4 separate regions of the Homo sapiens genome follow, and all the other regions are linked to region 3. A link is a loop called in an ENCODE intact Hi-C map of the cell type or tissue named here. Cell type or tissue: heart right ventricle. All regions are shown on one strand.

Evidence for each region. Hi-C counts contacts between places; a loop is a spot of excess contacts. Peaks named below come from ENCODE experiments on the same cell type or tissue, not always from the same donor. Only the 100,000 strongest peaks of a DNase experiment are listed, where the experiment ranks them.
Region 1: a loop joins it to region 3, with 2.2 times the contacts of the local background. A loop is called at or near these places in 71 of 110 quality-filtered maps.
Region 2: a loop joins it to region 3, with 9 times the contacts of the local background. A loop is called at or near these places in 99 of 110 quality-filtered maps.
Region 4: a loop joins it to region 3, with 10 times the contacts of the local background. A loop is called at or near these places in 39 of 110 quality-filtered maps.

What each region holds. Positions count from the first base shown.
Region 1 is chr6:33,631,220-33,635,219 of GRCh38, forward strand. All of the region lies in intron 1 of ITPR3 (inositol 1,4,5-trisphosphate receptor type 3), which reads left to right. It overlaps ITPR3-AS1 (ITPR3 antisense RNA 1), which reads right to left and starts at 2,526. Exons shown (of 2, transcript NR_134628.1): 1 at 2,145-2,526; 2 at 25-1,794. LOC124901305 (a long non-coding RNA gene) reads left to right here. Exons shown (of 2, transcript XR_007059550.1): 2 at 220-752. RefSeq lists a silencer at 2,316-2,645 and an enhancer at 3,353-3,899. In heart right ventricle, a CTCF peak has its summit at 1,516 (motif pointing left); DNase peaks (open chromatin) are centred at 1,551, 2,652, 2,792 and 3,027; H3K4me3 peaks cover 1,309 bases; H3K27ac peaks cover 1,670 bases.
Region 2 is chr6:33,698,520-33,702,519 of GRCh38, forward strand. It overlaps UQCC2 (ubiquinol-cytochrome c reductase complex assembly factor 2), which reads right to left. Exons shown (of 4, transcript NM_032340.4): 2 at 2,827-2,901; 3 at 1,925-1,994. Among named protein-coding and RNA genes, the nearest start is that of MIR3934, 2.4 kb to the left of the region's middle. RefSeq lists an enhancer at 1-12. In heart right ventricle, a CTCF peak has its summit at 2,148 (motif pointing left); a DNase peak (open chromatin) is centred at 2,145; H3K27ac peaks cover 1,572 bases.
Region 3 is chr6:33,583,521-33,587,520 of GRCh38, forward strand. It overlaps LINC00336 (long intergenic non-protein coding RNA 336), which reads right to left. Exons shown (of 2, transcript NR_027908.2): 2 at 2,584-4,000. It also overlaps the pseudogene GGNBP1. Among named protein-coding and RNA genes, the nearest start is that of BAK1, 5.2 kb to the left of the region's middle. RefSeq lists enhancers at 1,571-2,565, 2,488-2,577. In heart right ventricle, CTCF peaks have their summits at 259 and 2,290 (motif pointing right); a DNase peak (open chromatin) is centred at 2,291; H3K4me3 peaks cover 326 bases; H3K27ac peaks cover 1,487 bases.
Region 4 is chr6:33,671,361-33,675,360 of GRCh38, forward strand. ITPR3 (inositol 1,4,5-trisphosphate receptor type 3) reads left to right here. Exons shown (of 58, transcript NM_002224.4): 22 at 669-868; 23 at 2,231-2,360; 24 at 2,848-2,905. Among named protein-coding and RNA genes, the nearest start is that of MIR3934, 25 kb to the right of the region's middle. RefSeq lists an enhancer at 1,876-2,397. In heart right ventricle, a CTCF peak has its summit at 1,638; a DNase peak (open chromatin) is centred at 1,701.

The DNA of each region.
Region 1 (4,000 bases), 48 kb after region 3:
AAATAAAAGCACAAGACAAAGAGATAAAGAAAAAACACCTGGGCCGGGGTGACCACTACCATCAAGACGCGGAGACCAGTAGTGGCCCTGAACGGCTGGGGTCACTGATATTTATTGCATACAAGACAAGGGGGCAGGGTAAGGAGGGTGAATCTTCTAAGTGATTGACAAGGTGAAGCAAGTCATGTGATTACAGGATAGGCGGCCCTTCCCTTTTAGGTAGCCGAAGCAGAGAGGGAAGGCAGCATATGTCAGCGTTTTCTTCTCTGCACTTGTAAGAAAGATCGAAGACTTTAAGACTTTCACTATTTCTTCTACCGCTATCTACTGCGCTCTTCAAAGAGGAACCAGGAGTACGGGAGGAGCATGAAAGTGGACAAGGAGTGGGACCATTGAAGCACAGCACCACAGGGAAGGGTTTAAGCCTCCGGATGACTGCGCGCAGGCCTGGATAATATCCAGCCTTCCACAAGAAGCTGGTGGAGCAGAGTGTTCCCCAACTCTTCCAAGGAAAGGAGACTCCCTTTCGCGGTCTGCTAATTAACGGGTGCATTCCCAGACACTGGCGTTACCACTTGACCAAGGAGCCCTCAAGCGGCCCTTATGTGGGCGTGACAGAGGGCTCACCTCTTGCCTTCCAGGTCACTTCTCACAATGTCCCTTCAGCACCTGACCCTATACCCACCGGTTATTCCTAGGTTATATTAGTAATGCAACAAAGAGTAATATTAAAAGCTAAAGATTAATAGTGATTGCTAATTGTCCATGATCATCTCTATATCTAATTTGTATTATGACTATTCTTATTCTATTTTTTTTATTATACTGAAACAGTTTGTGCCTTCAGTCTCTTGCCTTGGCACCTGGGTAATCCTCCACCCACAGCCAGTGTCTGGGGCTGGGAGCCAGAAGACCTGGGATCTGGAACTTGCTGTTCCATTAACTTGTGTGACCTGGGCGGGTCAGTTTCTCCTCCATGCCCCAGGGACAGTTTTCTCATCCACAGCTGAATGGGGGTGGGGGGAGGGTTGTTCAGGGTCCCTCGGGGATTTCCCCAGTCTGTCATTCCCCCAGTCTGTCATTCCCCCTCCCATGGTGCTCTGATGGTGGCCAAGGTGGTAGGTTTTGAGTCAGGCTCCTTGATAGTCACCTGCCCCACTTCTATCTAGCTCCCTTCCTCCTCCTTATCTAATCTTTCCAGACAGCACTGACCCACCCTGCTACCTTTCCCATGGCGCCCACCTGGATCTCAAAGTCCACGCAGGGTGGAATGGGGCAGAATGGGATGCAGCTGTCTTCCTCTCCTACCTCAGATCAAGGTCTTGGGGTGTAGACCCCGTGGGCATTTCAGGGACTGTGCCCTCCTGCAACCCTAGAACAAGCTGTCAACCAGCTCCTCTCCAGAGGGCCCAGAACAGCCCTGCCTGCCCACAGGCCTCCAGCCAGGACCCTTTCCCTGTAGCCCCATCCTCCTGCTCCCTCTGCTGTTCAGACTGGTCTTGTGCCTCCCAGTGGATGGAAGGCGCACTGCAGGGACTGTTGTCCTCTGGGCTCCTGAGCCTCTGCTGGGCTGGTCCTGGAGGGGAGAAGGGGACACACAGGTGTAGACAGGGCTCCTGTCCTCGGCACTCAGCGTGGTCGCAGGAGATCCCAGAGGGTGGGGACCACACCCAGCACATAGTAGGCTCGTGGTGAGGTCTGTCGAGTAGATGGAGGCCTGGGTTGTGTCTGTGCCATTCTCTGACCAGCTGTGTGGCTCAGGGGTTCCATCCACTCTGTGGGCCTCACTCTGGACTGTGGTAAGAACACAATGAGATACTGGATGTAAAAACGATTGATAAACTATAGAGTCGCGCGATGGAGGGGCAGTTTTTTTGTGATCTTGGCTGGGGTACCACCGGCCTCTAGGTGAGGGGCGATGCCGGTGGTGGGCGTAGCGGGGCGTGGGCAGGGAACCACACGGGAGCCTCAGCTTGGCCTTGAGATGGCAGGAGTGGGATGGGGCGTCATCCTAGTAGAGGCTGGACAGTGAGAGATCGGTGGGCTGGTAAAGGGTGGGAACAGGTCTTTTCTGGGGCCCGTGGGTGGAGGGACCTTGTGGGGAGGCGTTGGCGAGAGGGGGGTGAAGCGAAGCGGCCACTTACCCCTGTAGAGCGCGGCTCTGGTTTCAGCGCCCGGTGCGCACTCAGCAGGGCACCTGTGGTCCGGCTAGTTTGATAAACACAGGTGCCCGCCATGAGGAAGAGTCGGGGTGGGGCGCTAAGGCCAGGGACGTCGGTGCCATCAGGTGGGGAGGGGTACCCCGGGGCCGCCCTCCGCGGGCAGACGAGCGGGGGAGAGCAGGAAAGCGCGGGCGCAGCGGCACATCACCCGCCCCGCCCCCGGGCGCGTCTGGCGGAGGCGCGGCGTCCTGGCAGCGGCCGGCAGTCGGAGGCAGGCCGGGGCGAGGCCGCGCTGGCCCTCCCTTGGCGGCGGCGGCGCGTCGTGGGAGACGGCTGCACGTGGGACGGCGAGTTTCGCTTCGCCGCGGGGGCGGGGGCGGGGCCGGGGCCGGGGCCGGACGCCCGGAGCTCGCGGGCCGGGCCAGGCTGGGGGCGGGGCGGGCGCGGGGCGGGCGCGGGGCGGGGCCGGGCCGGGCCGGGGCGGGGCCAGGGAGGCCAGACCTACGCTCTCCGGAGCCGCGCGGACCCAGAACCGCTCCCACCACGCAGCGATGGGGAGGTCGCGGCCTCGCCCGGTGAGGCTCCCTCTCCATGCAAACTTGCCTAACTTGTGTCCCGGCCCTCGGCCCTCCCTCTGGCCCCAGGTCTCCCGACAGGCCATCTGATAAGAGCTTTCTTGCTTATCTGTTAATGACTTCACGCGACGCTCCCTCCCGTCCCCTCCTGCTCCCCTGTCGCCAGAGATCACCTTCATGGGATCCCTTAGGCCTAATGAGTACGCACAGAGACACGGGTGAGGGGAGCTTGGGGGCACGGTGGGACCCTGCAAACATCTGCCCAGGGCCACCTTCTTTATCTACACACACCAGGTGGGGGCTGCGCTCAACTTCTGGAGAATAAAACAAGGAAGGCAAGGTGGCAAGGTGCCACCTCTTGGAGGTTCTTGGGGGACACAGAATGGAGCTTAGCATTCCCAGATGATGCCTGTTTTGCTGGTCCTGGCGGACCCGGGAGAAAATGCCCAAGGTCCCATCTCCTGCCTCCCAAGTCCTCACTCCTGACCGACCCTCCCTGCTTTCCGTAGCCCTGCCCAGGGCTTGCTTCTCTGCTCCAGTCCCTTCCACAGACCGTTGTCGTCTGCTCAGCTGCACATCTGGGATGTTTTCCTTCCCAGCCTTGTTTGAATTCCCCTCCGGAATCCGTGCTCCCCTTCTGACCGGTCCCTCCCTTCTCTAAGTGGCTTCTGTTTGCACTCCTTGCTTTGTGGACTGCTGGGCACTGGCATGGGGAGGGGCTGAGCTGGAGAGGCGGGGCTTCAGAAGCTGTGCCAGCGTGGGCTCGGACAAATGGACATCCACCTAATGACCAGGTGGGCTTGTCCAGAGGGGTGAGGAAAAACGCTTTGGCCCCCAAATTTGCATGTCTTTCCTGCATGTGTGACCCAGACAAGGAGTTCCCAGGAGAGGCGTGGAGGGGTCAGGGATGAGGATGAGTTTTTTCCTCAGACAGGGACCCTCTGAGGAGGGGGACTCTGCGGCCTCTTCCTCTTTCCCCCGCTACAAGGCCCTGTGTACCGGTCAAGATGGGGGCTGTGGGGACTGCCGCCAGCCTCTCTTCAGCTGCACAACCTCCATGCTGCCCTGCGGCTCCATCACCCCAGTCAATGCTTTCTTTCTCTCGCCATCAAAATTCATCCATCCTGTGTCCCCTCCCTTCAGGGCTTTGCTAAGAGACAACCAGCTAATCTGATTCACTAATATCTTACAGGAAATTCTATGAATTATTCAAGGCTCTGAGCAGTTCCTGCTTCTCCCACACCTTCTCTGATTGGCCAAGCA
Region 2 (4,000 bases), 110 kb after region 3:
TCAATGAAAAGGCAGCCATCATCCACCACAATGCAGGCGGGAGGGGCTCTTGTTTAAGAACATACACGTCCCTACACCCAGGAACCAAAGCAGGGTTTCTTGGCCTTGGCACTACCAACACTTTGGGCCAGATAATTTTTCGTCGTGGGCTGGCCTGTGCATCACTGAAGGCTGTTTCAAAGCATCCTGGCCTCTACCCACTAATGCCAGTAGCACCGCTGCCCGCACCACCAGTTGTGACAACTAAAAATGTCTCCAGACATTGCCACATGTCCCCTGGGGGGCAAAACCATCCCCCCAGTACGGAACCATTTGTCTAAAGTCTCTAGGGCTAATGTTCCATGAAATCTAATTTTACGTGCATGTTAAATTTTAGATATTCTTATAATATTGTTTTGCTTTACCAGCCTAAATTTTCACGTTAACAAAACTACTGGAGAAAAAAAGAGTATCTTTTCTGACCAAAAAAGGTAACAGAAAAAAGCCCCTGCTCTGGAGCTTTTCCAGAAGTCCATGTTTCCAGTGTCCAGGTGGACACTGAGGCCTCCCTTAGGCGCTTTCCATGACCCCAATCCCAGGGTGGACACACACATAACCCAGAACACAGCACATTTCAGACTTGCCAGGCCCTCAAAGCCTCTCACTACAAGGTGCTGCAGGTCTTTTCTTGTCCTGTCAGAGGAAACATTTGGTAAGCTTACGCCACACAATTTGCAACAAAAATATGAGGCTTGCTGTGAAAACAAATTCTCAGCAAATTTCCTGAACTAAACTCGCTGCCAGAACAAGCTGCAGCGCGGACCAATGGCGGGACTATCTCCCAGCCTTCGTTGCTGCCTGTTTTCCACTTGCAGAGGCTGCCCTGAGGTGAACAAAACAGAGGGCAGAGGCAGGGCCTCTGGAACTTACTTCCGCCCTCACTTCAAGTTCAAACTTTGCTCAAACTGTCCAGGGCCCTCACAATAATGTGCATCAATGCTGCTAATTACACGGACCCAGGGATATAGGAGTAAATTTACACATTAAAAAAAATTGCCAATAAAGTGATTCTGCCTGGCCAAAATATCTTCACCACAGTTTCCCAGAGAGTACTGGAATAAAAATAGGGTTAGAGTTGACATGTAATAGCAGGTGACACCACCAGGTTTTAATCTCAGAAGAGAGTTTTCTAGAAGCCCAAATCCTCAAAACTTAAGTTGCTGAAGGCTGCCAGAAGAAGAGGAAAGACACATTTCTAGAATACCAGAAGGAAATGTGTCAGGGCCATGCCCTCCCAGAAAAGGTTAACCTATTTTTGTATATAATATACTTGGCAACAAAAATAGTAATTTTCCAGTACCTGCCTACTTCATCCCTGGCTCTCCGGCCCCCCTCCTTAGGGACAATGGAGATAGGGAAGTAAGGAAAGGACGGGCTTGGCAGGATGTTTCCTTTCTTGATAATCAGAGTCTATCAATGACTCTAAAACATACCTAGTTAAACTCATATCTAACCCACAGACCACGTCCCCTGGGTCACATAACTCTTAGGCGGATATCCCCAAACACGTTTATTGAATGGTTTTTTGTTTTAATTAAAACCTTCATTGTTTATAAAGCCCTCTTAAGACCATAAAAATAAAATTATTTTCCTTCCATCCTGATTTCAACTACTTCCATTTGGCAAATAGGTATTCCTCTGTTCCCTGATGCCCAGCCTTGAATTTAAAAGCCCTAAAGATAGATTTTCTTTTTTAAATAACGCCTTTGACCTTCTCCACAGTATATGGTCAAAATGCATGCGCCCTGTAGCTTCAGAATTTCCTCTGGGCTGTTCTACAAGACTTTCCATCAAGCAAAACTGTCTTCTTAGACAATTCCCCTTGGCCACTCAAACTCAGAATCATTTGCAAACCAATGAGAAAAGGCAGCTGTGCTTTCATTACCTGTGGACAGGATCAGCTTGTACTCTTCCAACGACAGGCCACTGAAGCTGGTGTCTCTGGGGCGAGGGTACTGGTCACCGGGGCAGAAAGGAAGTGAAGGGAGGGGAGAGATCAGCACACAAGCCCTGCTCTCTAACTGCATTTCACCTAGGCCCTGGGCAACCAGAGGCCAGGAGGCCTAGCAAGGAGAAGAGCAGCGCCACCTCGAGGTCAAGACTTGGCCTCGCAAGAACCAGTACAGTCTCCAGGAGGCAGCTCCAACTATAATGTACCCGTGAGTCCTCCCTGGAAAACGCAGGTATGGGTGGGGCCCCTGATTCTGCATTTCTAACCAGTTCCCAGGTGATGCCCATGCTGCTGCTCATGGATCACATGTTAGCAGGGAGGATTTAGAAAAAATCAATTTTCCACATAGGCATATGGCCACAAATGTTTGTGGAGTTAATGAGCATATTTTTCAAGTATGGGAAAAACCACTCTAAATGGAATTTGACAGTAATCATGTTGGGCCCAGCTCCGTAAAAGGAGGGCACTTTCCCAATCATCCCATCTTTATCACCAGAATGTGGGGAGGTGTCAGTTCCGTCAGAGTGGATGGGAAAATAGGTATAAATCCAATGGCTGTCAGACATTCCCAGGAGCACACACTGGCATATCAAATACATGGCTTCTATTCATAATTGGTTTTGTTTCTTCCCTATATTCACAATTTTAAATAGCTTTTATTTAGGTGGCCTAAAAGCCTCTACCAGGCACCTCTGTTGGCTTGGTTGAAATTACTGGTTTCATTTGAACGCAGCAAAGCCAAGTCTTTACAAAACATTACCTAATCAGATTTTCACTCATTCTTATTAGTTGTCCCGTCAGAAAGCTGGGTATATAAAAGACTGTGGCCCACTCACCTTGTGTTTGTAGTAGTTTGAATGGAGTCGCGCTAAGCTCTCGTACATCTGATCACAGGCCTCAGGCTCTGCAACCTGAAAAGCAAAGAATCCCAAAGGAGGTGAGCAAAGGAGTCCTGCCTCCCACAGTGTCTGTACCTTGAGGAAAGACCATACTTAATAAAGCGTTCACATGAAGCAGGCCTGCAGCTAGCACTGGCTTCTCCACTCTGCGGGAAGCAAACCTGGACTACAGCTCTGCTATTAGAAACTACTTTTTGGAGGCATAGCTCTGCCTCATCAACTCCCCAACCTACAGAAAAATCAGATCAATTAATCAGCAAACAAGCATTTGTTGAGCATCTGTGACTTGTGAGCCACGACACCAGCTGCAGTGGGAGATGCCACAATAGAAATGTAAGGTTGGAAAGGCGTGCCTAACAAAGGGGGTGCTGGGCAGAGTGGGCTACAGGGACTCAGTGGGGGAGTCCCCGCATGCTCAAGTGGTCAGTGCATGATGGAAGTGAGACAATGCTAGGTTCTGAAGGAAGCACAGCAGAAGGTCAGCAAGCAGAAGGTCAGCAAGCAGAAGGGAGAAGGGCAGGCCTTCCTGGGGGAGGAGATGCCGTCAGCAAGGAAGAGGAGGCAGGAATCCTGTGGGATGCTTCAGGCCAGACCAGTAGATTCTTTTGTTTTTTTTGAGACAGTCTCTCACTCTATTGCCCAGGCTGGAGTGCAGTGGCGCAATCTTGGCTCACTGCAACCTCCGCCTCCTGGGTTCAAGCAATTCTCCAGCCTCAGCCTCCTGAGTAACTGGGATTAAAGGCATGTGCCACCACACCCAGCTAATTTTTGTATTTTTTAGTAGAGACAGGGTTTCACCATGCTGGCCAGGCTGGTTTCGAACTCCTGACCTCAAGCGATCCACCTGCCTCAGCCTCCCAGAGTGTTGGGGTTACAGGCATGAGCCACCATGCCCGGCCTCAGACCAACAGATTCTTTTAGCAAAGGCAAAAAAAAAAAAAATCATCTGAGTTCTCAATCTATGATAAGTGGGGAGCTGCTGAAACTCTACAAGAAGGAAAGAAACATGAAGAAGGCAACATTTAAGATAAAATGTGTAAACTGAGGAGAACCAAGCCAGGACCACAGTTAGGTCCTGCTAGAAAGGAGATGGCCCAGAACACTGAGGCCT
Region 3 (4,000 bases):
AACCCCTGCCCCCTCTACCTCCAACTAATCTCCCCCAACCTCCCATCCTCCCCAGTCTTTGCTTCCCAGAATTCTGGGAAGTTTCCAACTGGAGGTTTTAATTTGAAAACTCTTCCTGTTCTTAAGCAGTTGGTCCTGGGGTGGCTGTTACAGGATCTGAATTGGGGACCTTCTCAGGATGGAGGCCCCAGCTCCGAAGCCCTGATCATGAATTTCAGGCTGCTCCTCCATGTTCCGCCACCAGGGTGCCATTTCCCTGATGATGAGCCAAGAGGGACATGTGAGGAGGAGGGGGCCGGGACCATCTGCCTTGCCGCCCCACCCCTTCTCTGTGGCCATACCCAGGGGCTTCTCAAAACGGTCACAGCAGCCTCCCTTAAAGCTGGGCATGGGGCGTATGGTGACCTACACCTGCAAGAGCAAGAAGGCCTGGCGGAGAGGTGAAGTCAGTTCTGCCCATAGCAAGCCAGGAGGTGTTGGGCAACCTGCCTGAGAAGGAGGGGAAGGAGCCAGCAGGGGACGCCTCTGGGAAAACAGGGGCCTCAGACAGGTGAGGGGCTGGAATTGGGGGGTACCCAGGTTGGCAAGGCCTGGGACAGAGGTACTGAGAAGAGGCCTGGACATGAGATGGGGGAAGGGCATGGGCCTGAGATGGGGGACCCATGCTGGGGAGGGTCTGGGGAGGGAGGCCTTGGGTGGGTAAAGGTCTGGAACAGGGCACCTGGTGGGGAAGGACAGGGAGATGTGGGTGGGGCCAACGGACAGAAGCATCTGGTGGGGAGGAGGCTGGAGATGGGGATTTGGTTTGGGAAGGAGGGAGAGATGGGGTCCTCCCACAAGTGAGGGGTTGTGGATGGGGGATACCAGATATGAAAGAGGACAGGCTAGGGAGTAGAAAGGGAATATGCCAGGGCCAGAGGGACGGGGGGTCCTGTTGCTCCCAGCTCCTTCTACAGGCCTGGCAGCCATCCCCTGTGAGGACAGGGACCCACCTCTCTCTGTTCCCCACCCCCTCATCACCCTACTTTTGAGAGCGATAATCCCCCTCTATGATGAGGACCCCAGATGCAGAGCAGGGGGCTGATGGGAGAGGAAGGCTGCAGAGGGCCAGCAGACCTGTAGGTGAGCCTTGGGGGAGGTTTAGGGGGTCTCTGTCACATCTCTGAGCCCCACCTGCCTCCCTCACCTGACTGTGCTTTGGGATTAGCAGCCACTTTATCCAGATCCTGCAGTTGAAGGAAGAATACCTGCAGAGAGCCACAGGGCCCCGTGAGGTCAGCCCTGAGCCCTCCACCAGGGAGAAGGAGTGTCTGCTTGAAGGTGAGTGTGGTGGCCATAGGCATAGGGGAAGCGCCAGAAACGGACCCTCTTCCTGTAGAACTTCTTAGGGGTGTGGGGCCTGGCAGGACACGGGACACATTTTGAGGGACTGCTGGAGTCAGACTGCCTGGGTTCAAATGCCAGTTCTAACATGCTGAGCCGTGCGATGGGTGGCAGCTTGCTCAACCTCTCTGCGTCTGTTTCCTCGTCTTTAAAGTGGGAATATAATAGTAGCTATCCTTGAAGGAAGTTGCAAGGATGAACTGAGATACTCTTTGTAAAATGCCCAGAACGGTGTGTGGCACACAGTAGGCATTTGCTAAAGAAAACAAGACAACCCCACCCACAACTCAGCCCCCTGTGTGCTTGCCCTCCAAGGCCTGGACCACCCCACTTGCTGCCAGCCTGTCAGTGACCACCACCCATTCACAGGAGACTGCGTGTTGGCCTCTTCCAGGGTGGAGGCAACTCCTTGGAACCACTTCCACAGTTTGGACAAGGAGCTTCAAAACTCGGCCATGGCCAAGGTCTGTGGGTGATGGGGTCATGAGGCATGGGTTGGGGCCTTTCCCACATCAGGCTGGGCCCCAGAATATGTGGCCTGGGCCTGGAAGGAGCAGTCCCCTTTCTTAGCCTTTAGGGACATGTTGCCTCCTGCTTCCTGTCTTGCCTAGGGGTGGGGTGGGGCTGCAGGCCTGGGGTCCTGGGCCTCCTCACCTGCTCAGAGACTGGCTGGACTCCTCTCCAAGGTTTGCCCAGCGAGGAGAAAAGTGAGGAAGAGAAAATGAAGGAAGAGGACAGCTCATTCAAGCTCTGTGTCCCAGGCATTGTTGCCCTCCAGTCGCCACCGAACAAGGCTTTCAGATCCACAGACACAGTGGGTAAGGGCTTCCGCCCTTCCCCTCCCACGTGCCCCCAGGTCCAGGAAGCCTCGCTTTGGCCGGCGGCTCAGGGGTGCAATACCAGCAGGTACCACCAGATGGTACCAGAGGACCTAAGAGGACCACCCGAGACCAGGGAGCAGCGTGTGGCTGGGCTGGAGGCCACACTAGGTGTAACGGGTCTTCCTCTGGGTTTGGGAAGTGGTGACTGCGGGGGTGGTACTACTCAAGCACCACCCTTTCCCCCAGCCCAGAGGCTTCTAACGCCTTCAGTGGCTGCCTCCATCCCTGGTTTTCCCATCATGCACTGCTGTGACAGAGCCCCAGAGGGTCCTCTCTGCCAGTAGAGCCCCGGGCAGCCCAGACATGGACAGCAGTTGGGTTAGTGGTGATAGCATACATAATATGATGAAAATCGTGGTTCACATTTACATAGCCATTAATGGGGCAGACCCTCTTTAAGCACTTTTCATAAAATCCTGCATTTTACGACTCTGAGGTAGGTCCTATTGCCATCTCCAGTTCACAGTGAGAACTTGCCCGATGTCACACAGCTAGTGATGGGCAGAGCTGGGACTTGAGTGCAGGCAGTTTGGGTTCCAGATCCAGGCTCTTGAGTTGGTTGGTGGTGGGGGCAAATACCTGCCCTTTGCATGCTGTCCCCAGTGGGTGAAGACGCAGGCTCTCATGCTGCCGCTGCCAGAGAAGGCCCTCAAAGAGTGAGCTTCCTGGGGAAGGCAGGGCGAAGGAGGGGTGGTACCTGGCTGGCTCTACGTCCTGGAAGAAGAGAGGGCTGTGGCTGAGGGTGAGCAGGAACCACACAGAGCTGGGATGAGGCTCAGGGAGCGGTTGCACCTCCGGGTCCTTGGGTTCCCAGTGGGCTGCTCCATCCTACTCCTGCCTGTTCCCTGCCATCTCCCTGTCCCTTGCCATCTCTCTGGCTCTCAGGTTTCCTGGAGTCGGAGTTGAAGAAGCTTCTGGGAATGCAGCAAGAGTCCCGCCTCTGGAAGCTAGGCAGCCAAGAGGGCCGAGAGCTGCTTACCCGGCCAGAGATCACCGTGGTGGAGGTGAGCATTGTGGATGGCCAGGTACGCTTGGCCCGTGCCAGACCACCAACCCCTTCCTGGAGAAGGTGGGGCTGGAGGCTTACCATCCCCTCCAGGCCCTGGGCCCTGGTTCCAGCCCCCAGGCCCTGGCTCCAGCCCCCACTGCCTGGGTAGGGTAGGCATAATGCCTTCTTGGTGGTAGTGTTTCTAAATTCAGGACCCTGGCCCCCTGAGTGAGTGCACACTGCATGCACATAAACACACACACACACACACACACACACACACTTCTCCATCAGTCTCTCTGTTTCTCACTTGACTCAGAGTCACAATGTCCATTATTTTTGTCTCAACTTTGCTATTCCTTTGCTATGTGGCCTTGGGCAAGTCCCTTCCTCTTTCTGAGCCTCAGTTTCCTCATCTGTAACATAAGTGAATTTGTCTAGACAGGCTGTAAGCTTTCCTGTGCATCTGTAATTCACATGATGCTGCTGTTTTTCTAATCTCTCTCCCATTCTCGTCCACTCCAAACACACATAGGCTCAGGGGAGCGACCCCGCTGGGTCAGACCGAGTACCATCCTGCTGCTCCCCTTCCTTGACATCAGCCTTTAAAGGTTAGGCCTGTCTCAGCTTCTTTGAGTGCACATTGATGGATCTGTTGAAAATGTGTTGATGACCTTTTTGGTTAATTTCCGTCCATTCATCATCTCATGCTTTTATCCAGTGGACATTTGCCCTGACAGTCTGTGTA
Region 4 (4,000 bases), 88 kb after region 3:
ACAGGAAGTTCCCTCAGATCAACACCTTCCCCAGCCCCGCATTCCCCCCACCCAACCTGGCTCTGCCTCAAGGGGATATCTTGGGCCCAAGCCCCTCCCACCTCAGCAGGACCAGAGGGGTCCCTGCCCGGACTCCCTGGAGACCCCGGGTCTGTGGGAGTTGCCTTCCAACCCTGCTTGGTCTTGAGGGGAGATAGTGAGGGAGGAGCGAGACAGCTCTGTCATCGTGTGTGTGAGGAGGAGGGAGGCACAGCCTGTCTGAGGGTTGAGCGGCAGCCCTGCCCTCCCAGACACTCCCAGGCTGCATAAAGTCATCTAAACAAAAGGTGCCTAGAGCCTGGCACTGGTTTTCGGGGCTGTCCTCCCCGCAGTGTCCTCTCAGCCCCCAGGCTGTGTAGCTGCTCTCATGGTTTCCTACAGAAAATTCTCAGTCATCTCCCCACACAGCTCACCTTTGCCCTGACACCTCCTTCTTTTCCCAGATTTGCTTAAAGCTCATGTCCTCCAGGAAGCCTTCCTGGGTTAGCCCTGTCCCTTCCTTAGCAAGGCTTTGCCCTGCAGCTGACATAAACAGATTATGCATCCTCTGCCTCCCTCATCAGACCAGGGACCCCTGTGTACAGCCTCTACAACCTCCTTGGCAACCTCCTCTGCTTCCCCCTCCACAGGCAAGAATGTGCGGCGGTCCATCCAGGGCGTGGGGCACATGATGTCCACCATGGTGCTGAGCCGCAAGCAGTCCGTCTTCAGTGCCCCCAGCCTGTCTGCTGGGGCCAGTGCTGCTGAGCCGCTGGACAGAAGCAAGTTTGAGGAGAATGAGGACATTGTGGTGATGGAGACCAAGCTGAAGATCCTGGAAATCCTTCAGGTGCCTGGGCCAGGACCGTGTGGGAGGTGTTGGGTATAGGGGGAGGGTAATGGGGCGGGTACAGGGAGGCTGGGCAGGGCGAACCCCTTCAGATCTCAGTATTTAGTACTGGAAGTCTCCATCGTGACTGGCTGTCAGGCCCAGCGGTTCCCACAGTGTGGTTCTTGGGCCAGCCTCACCTGGGAGCTTGTTAGAAGTGCACATTCTCGGTTGTGCGCAGTGACTCACGCCTGTAATCCCAGTGCTTTGGGAGGCCAAGGTGGGAGGACTGCTTGAGCTCAGAGTTCAAGACCTGCCTGGGTGAGACCCCGTCTCTATTAAAAAAAATAGTAATAACGATAAATAAATAAAAAGAAAAACAGAAATGCACATTCTCCGGCCCCACCCTAGACCTACTGAGTCAGGAACACTGGAGAGGGGCCCTGTGGGCTGTGTTGTGACAAACCCTCCAGGTGATTCTGAGGTGCACTGAAGTCTAGTTCAATTCTCCCATTTTACAGATGGGGAAAGTAAAAGCGGGGAGGTAAAAGCGGGGGCCGGGGGGTGCTTTCCCAAGGTCACAGGGATTTTGAAGCAGAGCTAGAGATTTAAGAACCTATTTCTTGGCAAGGTGGATGCAGTCATCCCTGTTGTGGTCTCATCTGAGACTCCCCAGCCACACCCCAGGAAGGGGCTCATCCCCGAGGAGGGATGAGGATGCTTGCTTTTGCCTTGCTGTCACCGGAGGGCAGGAAGGGTAGTGCAGTGACCTCCGTGGGGGACCTCTGGCGGTCAGAGTGGAGGGAGCTTCTGACTCATTCTGAGGGCTGGGCCTTCCATGTCTGCATCCTGGGGCTTGGCCAAAGGCTCAGTGCCCCATGAGACTGTGTGACTCACCCATGTCTGCAAGCCCTGCATCCTCACGTCTGCCCCACAGTAGCCTCTCCTCCTCCCTCACAGGCCTCAGTTTCCCCTCCCATGAGTATCCAGGGTCTGTTTGGCTGAGCAGGATAGGAGGACAAGAGTCAGTTTTTGGACCTGGGGGCTTCATTCCCCTTCCTGTCAGTGTCTAGCTTGGGAAAGAGGGACTGAGTGGGCCGGGCGCAGGGGTGCTCGCTGCCTCATGCTGAGAGGAGGCCCTCATACTCCATCACTGGGGCAGGAGCTGGGGAGAGGGCACCCTGGGCCTGGGGAGAGGGGTCTTGTTTTCTTGCTGTGACATCCTGGAGCATCCCAAATGACTGTGCTGAGGACCCTGCTGCCCCAAGTGCTAGAGCCTATTTGGGGGCTCCCTGCCCCCTGCCCCCCATAAAGTAGGAAGGGCCTTCTGACCTCAGATCAGTCCTCACCCCATCCTCACCTGACCTTTCCTCTCTTCTCCAGTTCATCCTCAATGTCCGCCTGGATTACCGCATATCCTACCTGCTGTCTGTCTTCAAGAAGGAGTTTGTGGAGGTGTTTCCCATGCAGGACAGTGGGGCTGATGGCACAGCCCCTGCCTTCGACTCTACCAGTAAGCCCCTGCCCTGCCTTCAGGCTGAGGCTGTGCGACTCTCCCAGGGATACACAGCAGTGGGGTGGAGCCAGCTCCTCAGCCCTGCTCCTTTTTCTAGTCTGCAAAGGCCTTTTCTTTCCACTGTCTCATTTAATTGCCTCAGTGAGGGGGAAGGGCAGGGATCCTTCCCTTCGTTTTCCAAATGGGGAAACTGAGGCTCACAGAACAGCAGGGACTTGCTCGAGGTGACAGCCAGTCAGAGGCTGAGCCAGACCGGGATCTGGTCTCCTGACTCCCAGCCTGGATCTCTGCCCCCTTTGTACTGCCCTGCAGGGGAGTAGGGGGCTGTGGCTCCTCCCCTACTTGGTTCCTTCCCAGAAAGGGGCAGGCAGAGCAGCTGCTGTGCAGCCAGTGCAGGGAAGAGGGTGGTTTGAGTGTCTCCCTGTGCTCCCCTCTTTCCCGGGCTGGGCCTACAATCTGCTTCCATCTGCCCCTCTCCCCACAGCTGCCAACATGAACCTGGATCGCATCGGGGAGCAGGCGGAGGCCATGTTTGGAGTGGGGTGAGGCCAGGGTTGAGCTGCAGGGGTGTGTGGGGTTGGGAGGCTCGACACCCCCTCTTGGTCTGGTCTGGGTTCCTGGGCTGGGGGCTGGCTCTTCCTCTCTGCCATTCCCTCTGCAGACCCTCACCGGGCTTTGTGCTCAGCCCCTCCCCTGCCTCCCCAGTCCCAGAGATCTGGGGGGCCCTTTGGTTCCCAGTCATCCCGTCATTCTTCCACCCCTACTCAGGGCAGGTGTGCCTCTCTTGTGCAGTGGACTTGAGTCAGGTAGCTGGACAGCTGGAACAACGTCCCCAGTCCCACAGCAGGGCGGAAGTGTGGGGACATGCATCCCATCCACCCGAAGCCCTGAGGGGCTGGAGGCAGAGGCTCACTGGGGGCTTTTAGCATCTTGGGGCCAGGCTTGTGCCTGGGTCTAGCAGGGCTTATGGACTGCTTTTCAGAATGGTGATTGTAAACTCATAAAATAAAGCACATAACAAGACAAAGGGAACCAGTGGCTTGGAGCGAGTTATCAAAATATTGGAGAAAACAAATTAGTAGTGACAGTTATGTATGTGCCTCTTTACTAATACGTAAAGTAGCGAGCTGCACTGGTGGGTGTAATTAGTACCACTACTTCAAGGCAGCGACGAATATAAACGATATTTTGTGATTTAACAACTCTGAGGTGATGTGAAAACATCTGTTATATTTATTGGTGACAGACTTACAGGTGCCACAAATATTTCCTCACTGAAGGAAATGCTGTATTTTGGTTAGAGGTTGGGAAAAATAAAGATGTAACATTTTCTCCATCTCTGTTCATGGGCCCCGCTTCTATCCATGAATCCCCCGCATGGTGGCAGTGGGATCTGTGTTAAGAGTCCTTGTTTCTGGCTAGGTGTGGTCGCTCATGCTTGTAATCCCAGCACTTTGGGAGGCCGAGGTGGGCAGATCACTTGAGGTCAGGAGTTCGAGACCAGCCTGGCCAACATGGTGAAACCCTGTCTCTACTAAAAATACAAAAATTAGCCGGGTGTGTTGGCACACACTGGTAATTCCAGCTACTCAGGAGGCTGAAGCAGGAGAATCATTTGAATCCGGGAGGTGGAGGTT